Linked DNA regions of Mus musculus: region 1 is linked to region 2. The links are chromatin loops, found by intact Hi-C in ENCODE. Cell type or tissue: heart. All regions are shown on one strand. Each heading gives the region's core, and the rest is flanking DNA. Links, peaks and the distances in the headings are about the cores only. Region 1 overlaps Myof (myoferlin). Region 2 overlaps Myof (myoferlin).

Evidence for each region. Peaks named below come from ENCODE experiments on the same cell type or tissue, not always from the same donor. Only the 100,000 strongest peaks of a DNase experiment are listed, where the experiment ranks them.
Region 1: it touches region 2 in a loop (2.7-fold over the local background); 4 of 42 quality-filtered maps call a loop at or near these places.

The regions. Positions count from the first base shown.
Region 1 is chr19:38,003,454-38,006,363 of GRCm38, forward strand. The region is part of intron 3 of Myof (myoferlin); the gene reads right to left. Among named protein-coding and RNA genes, the nearest start is that of Gm52396, 11 kb to the right of the region's middle. In heart, for the core only: a CTCF peak has its summit at 1,619; DNase peaks (open chromatin) are centred at 758 and 1,728; H3K27ac peaks cover 1,963 bases.
Region 2 is chr19:37,953,963-37,956,872 of GRCm38, forward strand. It overlaps Myof (myoferlin), which reads right to left. Exons shown (of 54, transcript NM_001302140.1): 22 at 2,481-2,587; 23 at 405-597. Among named protein-coding and RNA genes, the nearest start is that of Gm52397, 31 kb to the right of the region's middle. In heart, for the core only: a CTCF peak has its summit at 1,588 (motif pointing right); DNase peaks (open chromatin) are centred at 1,599 and 2,289.

The DNA.
Region 1 (2,910 bases), core at 248-2,747, 49 kb after region 2:
ACCAGTTCTTGAGGTGTGTGTGTAAAACTCCTAGAATTGTTTTGGAGACATCATAATGAAAGGCAGGGTTTCTGCCTTCAAAATTATAATGTCACAGATCACAACTGATTCACACACAGTGTAGAGGCAAAGATGAAGACAGTAAGAGAATAAAATATACAGTGAAGTCACCCGGTGCAGTAGGGGACAGTGGGGCTTGTGGCTAACCAGAAAGAACAGGCTTGAGTACACACAGAGCCTTTTGCTCATCTTTTTATGCAGTGGAATGGCTAGTAACCTGTTCTGATTCAGTTTGCTGATTCGTTCCCCAGAAGAGTGCAGTAACAGAAGACAGGGCAGGAATGGCGAGGAGTAAAAGGAGCCAATTATATACTCTAACCTCAATCCCTTCTAAGCAGCTTGAGTCCCGTTGCTAAGGTTTGCTTTCTCATCATAAAACCCTGGTGGTTTTGCTGTGGGGGAGGGCATTTAAAGGAAAATTTGATGTGTGTGTGTGCGTGTGTGTGTGCGTGCGCGCGCGCGCTTGCGTGTGTCTGCATGTGCGTGCGGAGTAAAGACTGTGTTTTGAGAACATCCTGGAAAGACTAATCTCGAAGATATTTGACAGTGAGGCTGTGTTGAGAAAGATGTAAACACAGATACAGCTTCTGAGACCTTTGACTGACCCGAAGGAAGCACTGCCCACTGCCAGAGCTGCAGTCCTATGTCTCGCCTCGCAGGTCAGCCAGCCAGGCCTGTTTTCTGGGGCGTTGCCTAGATACAGAAAACGGTGAGAACATGGGGAATGATAACTTGACCTCCTACACGAGGGACAGGAACAGCTCAGTCCGACTATAAGCTGATTTCCTTTAAAGGAGGTGACCCTCAGCCTGGGATCTCTATTACTAATGTGATACTGTAAACAGGCCAAGATGATAAGATGTGTGGGTAAGAGGGACGCTTCGCCCTGTGGTTCACAGAAAAACAAGAGTCTCCCATGGACTGCTCCCAAGGCGCTAACAGATGGGCTACAGTCCCAAAAGGAAGCCACCATGGAAGAAATAAATGCCCAGGCCTTGGCCCAGCAGCTCTCCTGGGAGAACTAACAAGCTTCAGACGCATTAGACACCAAAGGGAACCTAGGACACTGCGCCTTCAGTCTGTGACTGACATCAAACTCAGAGGCAGGCCTCTATGCATGACACAGAGCTACTTCTAAGCCCTGGGAATGACCTGGCAACTGGGTGTTATACCTGGGGCCTGGGGGAGTTGAGAGTCAAGCTAGCTATCTTAGTTAAGCAGTGTCAGTTAAGAACCTCTTCATCACTGTGTTTATCTGGAAACATATACTTGGTTTTAAAAAGAGGAATGGAAATGTTTTTCCCACAGCCTGGGCCCCCATTCACAGCCACATGCCTCTGTGGTGAATAAGGACCCTGCTGGCTGAGGGCCTTAGCAGGGGCGCTCCCATATACAGCTCACCAGGTCCCTTCTCTGTGTAACCGGGACATCACCACGGGGATTGCTGGAAATCCCCTCCACAGAGGAAAGGCCTGTTGGAGGCTTGAACATCAACTGGACACTCTCTGTTGCTGCTTTTAGGGACTGTAAGCAGCCAGCCCTGCCACCCTCTGGGAGGAATCATAGCCTACAGCTGGGCTGGGGCCAAAAAAAACTTTCCAAACCTCAACAGTTCCCAAATGCCCTGTGGAAGATCTGAGAAGACCAAGCTATCCCATTCTTTGAAGGCCCTGGCTCTGGCTGCCCGAGTTTGTCATTTTAGCCAGGCCTGTAGCACTTTGCATGGATTTCCCACACTGTTCCCTCCTCTGGGCCTATGCCCATCAAGTTCCTCCCTGGTCCTGAGAATAAGGAGTGAGCCAAGCGTGCTCCTTAAAACAAACCTGACGGCCAGGAGAAGCAAGGCCGCAGACGAAGGCTGTTTGCAAAGCCAGATTTTCTCCTAGGAGCCTTCTCCGAGATAGAACATGTACTTCTGTCTTAGGTTCAGATCTGACAAAGGACCCTGCTGAACCCTGGATATCTGATTAACCATCTTAATAACTGGTCAGACTCTTTATCTCTGCCCCCACCCACCATGTGACTGGGGATCACCCTGAACTGCCTTCAGCAAGAATCCTGTTATGTTGGTTTAGCCAGAATTTCCCTATCCCGGTTAGTTCCTCTCAAGAATTTCCATCCACTGCCCCTTCCCTGTCCCTTGGCTGTAAGTTTGATGTGGCTGAGTTATGTGGGGTCTTGAGCCCCATCTCTCTCTTCTACTGTAGTTCAACTGGCACTGGCTCGTCTACCTGTGGTGATGGCTCTGGGTACTCTTGCTCAACACACATTGACAGCTGACACAGGGGTTTCTTCCTGGGCACAGCTGTAATAGCAGGTCATGGTACCAGAGTCCCTTACCAAGGTGAAAGCCCCTCATGGGGGCATTCCCTTAATTCTCTGATTCACTTGCACCAGAGGGGCCTATCCTCACTGGTCTCTGATTCTCTTCCCAACTGTCCCTCAGAATGCACCTCTCAAAGCTCCCAGCAGCAGCAGCAGCAGCAGCAGCAGCAGCAGATGCATGCAGATTCCCAGAGACCAGAGTTGAACTATTTCTTTTCCTTTCCCTTTATTTTTATTTCATGTGTATAAGTGCTTTGCCTACATGTATATTAGCGCACTGCATGCATTCTTATTGACCATGCTGACCACAAGTGGGAGCTTAGTCCTCTGGAACTGGAGTTACAGATGGCCGTGACCCAGCATGTGGATGCTGAGAGCTGAACCCAGGTCCTCTACAAAAGCAAGTCCTCTTAACCATTAACCTCCAGAGCCTTGAGATGATTCTCCTATCCATGGTCATAGCAGAAACTCTCATAGGTGCCTGGAGAAGGTGGTTGGCAGAGCAGGATCAGGAAGCAGAGAACC
Region 2 (2,910 bases), core at 326-2,825:
TTCTCCATTTTCCTGGTAGGGAAAATGGGCTGACGTGAGTTGAAGAGCTTGCCCAAGGTCACACATGGTTTAATATTTAAATCCAGGCTTTTCCCAATCCACACTACAGTGACATTTTAATTCTCTGTGTTGTGTTCTACTATTCCATCATACAAAATGCTCTACAACCGCAGTGCGAGCATGATGCTTTTCCTGCAGGTTCCTCAGGAACGCAACTCAAAATTTGGGTGACTTTCACCCTCTCCAGTAGCCTCCTCATCCTAGTAAGTCCTTGGTTTTTATCATTGATCAGATCCAATCCCAGTCGCAGATATACCAGATGACCCACCCACCACCTGCCCCACCCTTCTTGTCATCTGCAGAATCCTTCTGGAAACAGATGACAGTGTATTTTAATGGTCTACCTCTTCAGTAAGCTGCATCAGTTTATCAAGCCACTCCTCGATTTCCAACAAGGTGGATTTCACATCCGTGGCTTCAGATCTCATCCTCAGAGCTGCCTCGTGTATCTGGGAGAGAAACCTGGACCGCAACTTTCGGATCTGAGTATCCAGAACCGTGACGTTGGCTTTTCCTTCTGTGACAGGCAAGGTGTATCTATAAGAAGAGGAGAGAAGAGAAACAAACCTAAGAATGACATTCTAGGTCTCAAAACTAAGTCCACTTGTGTTTGCCCACATGTTTAATGTATGTCTGCACGCCATTTCACGTAGATTGAAATGACAGCAATCTCCTGAGTCTACAGGGGCTGCTTGCTTTAAACTGTAGTTGAGGATGTCTCTGTTGGCATCGGAGAAGACACAAATTTTAAAGCACCAAAGTTTAAATATCCCCAGTACCGTCATCTTCATCACCGTCATCCTCTCAGACGGTTCTCAGAGAGCTCCAGAAGATAAGAAGGACCACTTGTATAGGACAATTTTCAGCCAAGTTAAGAGTCCACAAGAAAAACAGGGACAGCTGAGTGAGTGACTCAGATTAGCCACATGTCAGCTGTGCCTCTCTCTCTCTCACTGTGGAAGTAGGTGAAACCACAGGGCAAGACTGTCACCAGTACCAGGAAATTCGACTCATTGTCCCCACTTAGAATTTACATTATTTGCATGCCACCCAGCTCCTTATATGAAGGATATCCTAGCATGGTTTTCCTCAAACATGGAATTTCCTGCGACAGAACATTTAGAAAGATGCCAGCTTGCTTCTTTGAAGCCAGCATGTGTTCTCATGCCTGGGCTTTCTTTGGCAAATCACAGGCATTTTCCATGTGAAAGCTGTCGCTGTATGTTTTTGTTTGATTTCATTAACTTCTGTGGCACCGTGTGTATAAAGGTTTAAGATCCTGCGGTGGCCACATAAGGCAAAAATTCACGGGAGTGCTGTTGAGCTCCGAAGTCACACTTGAGCCCTTTGAAAGTGAGATGCTGGCCATTAAGTGGGTAAATAATTCCCAGTGTCACTGCGGTCTCCCTTCTTTCTTATCTGTAATTTAGAGGTCACTCCTTAGGGAATCCCTAAGTCTCTCAGCTTTGAGTGGTCACAAAGCCAGTGGGGCTTGATTTTAGCTGTTTGTCAATGACCTGAATAAACCACTAGGGGGCGCAAGAGGACGGGATGACTAAGGGCCTTACCCCAGAAGGGGAAATGTCTGCTTCCAGAGCTTGAGAGGTGTAGTCCATGCTCTTTTCTTTTCGACCTTCCCTGTTCGTGGCTTTATTAGCCAACATTTAAAATGAGGTTGGAATGAGTCACTTTCCCTTTTGATTTCTAAATGCCAAAAGTTACTTCTTAAGTCACAGCTATGAAATGTCCTCTGGCTAAGTCTGTGTCCTGGATTTGTCTAACGTGGTGTGTGTGTGTGTGTGTGTGTGTGTGTGTGTGTTGTTGTTGTTGTTGTTGCTGTTGTTGTTGTTATTGTTGCTGTTTCTTGTTTATTTCTTAGTGTATAATGAATTTGCGCGTCATCCTTGCTTAGGGCCCATTCTAACTATCTGTTACTCCTGTTTTTAGTGTTAACTGTTTCTGAAGGATGGCAGAGTGCTTGAAACACTTAACAACAACAACAGCAGCAGCAGCAAGCTATTTCTAAAGACATGAGTTAGGAACATTGTTCTGAGTGGTGGAAGCCATGTTCCTATATCCCTGTGGAAGTCAGGAGTCCTTCTGCAGAAAGGTTAGCTCAGGCTATTTCTCTTCCCTCTCTTCCACTCCCACCCTTTGCCTCAGGCTGCTGGGCCAGCTTCCGGTAGTCCAGCCTGGGCCTACTTGGGCTACTTTAGACTTGGCACCAAACCAGAGAATGGAGGTTTTCCGGGTGATTCAGAAACTTCTCCTGGGCTGGGGTGGGACTTTCAAGGAGCCCAAAACAATGCTCAAACGCATTTTTTTTTCCAGAGAAATACTTGACAAGATTGGAAAAGCACCTACAGTCTTAGAATTCAGGGCATGCTGGGGACGTGCAGATAGGAAGAGGATTACTGTACCTCGTGTCTTCTATAACTTCATCTATCAGCTTCAGCCACACCTCCGCCAACTGGTTTGCAGGAATTTTACCCTGGATCCCTGATTTTACAGCCTCTATGTTTGATTGCTGAAGAATCAAGAAAGAGGAGAGATAATTGTGTAATTCTGCCATTATGTCCAAGAAAGTGTTATTTCCAAGGCAGGGTAGAGGGTGAGTAGAGGGGTAGGGACATAAAAAGATTTCGTTACAGAAAGCCAGAGGGCTTTGTTCTCACTCACTGATACTTACCATAGCCTCGTGCTATTTACTTTTATTCAAAATGCAATCAACACTGATAAGTTTAAGCAATAGAGAAAGCCTTGTCTTGTATTTTGACCTTTGGAACTATGTAAATATTTTATGTACTCCAAAAATAAACAGGAAGAAACCATCAGGAATAGGTGAGGGAA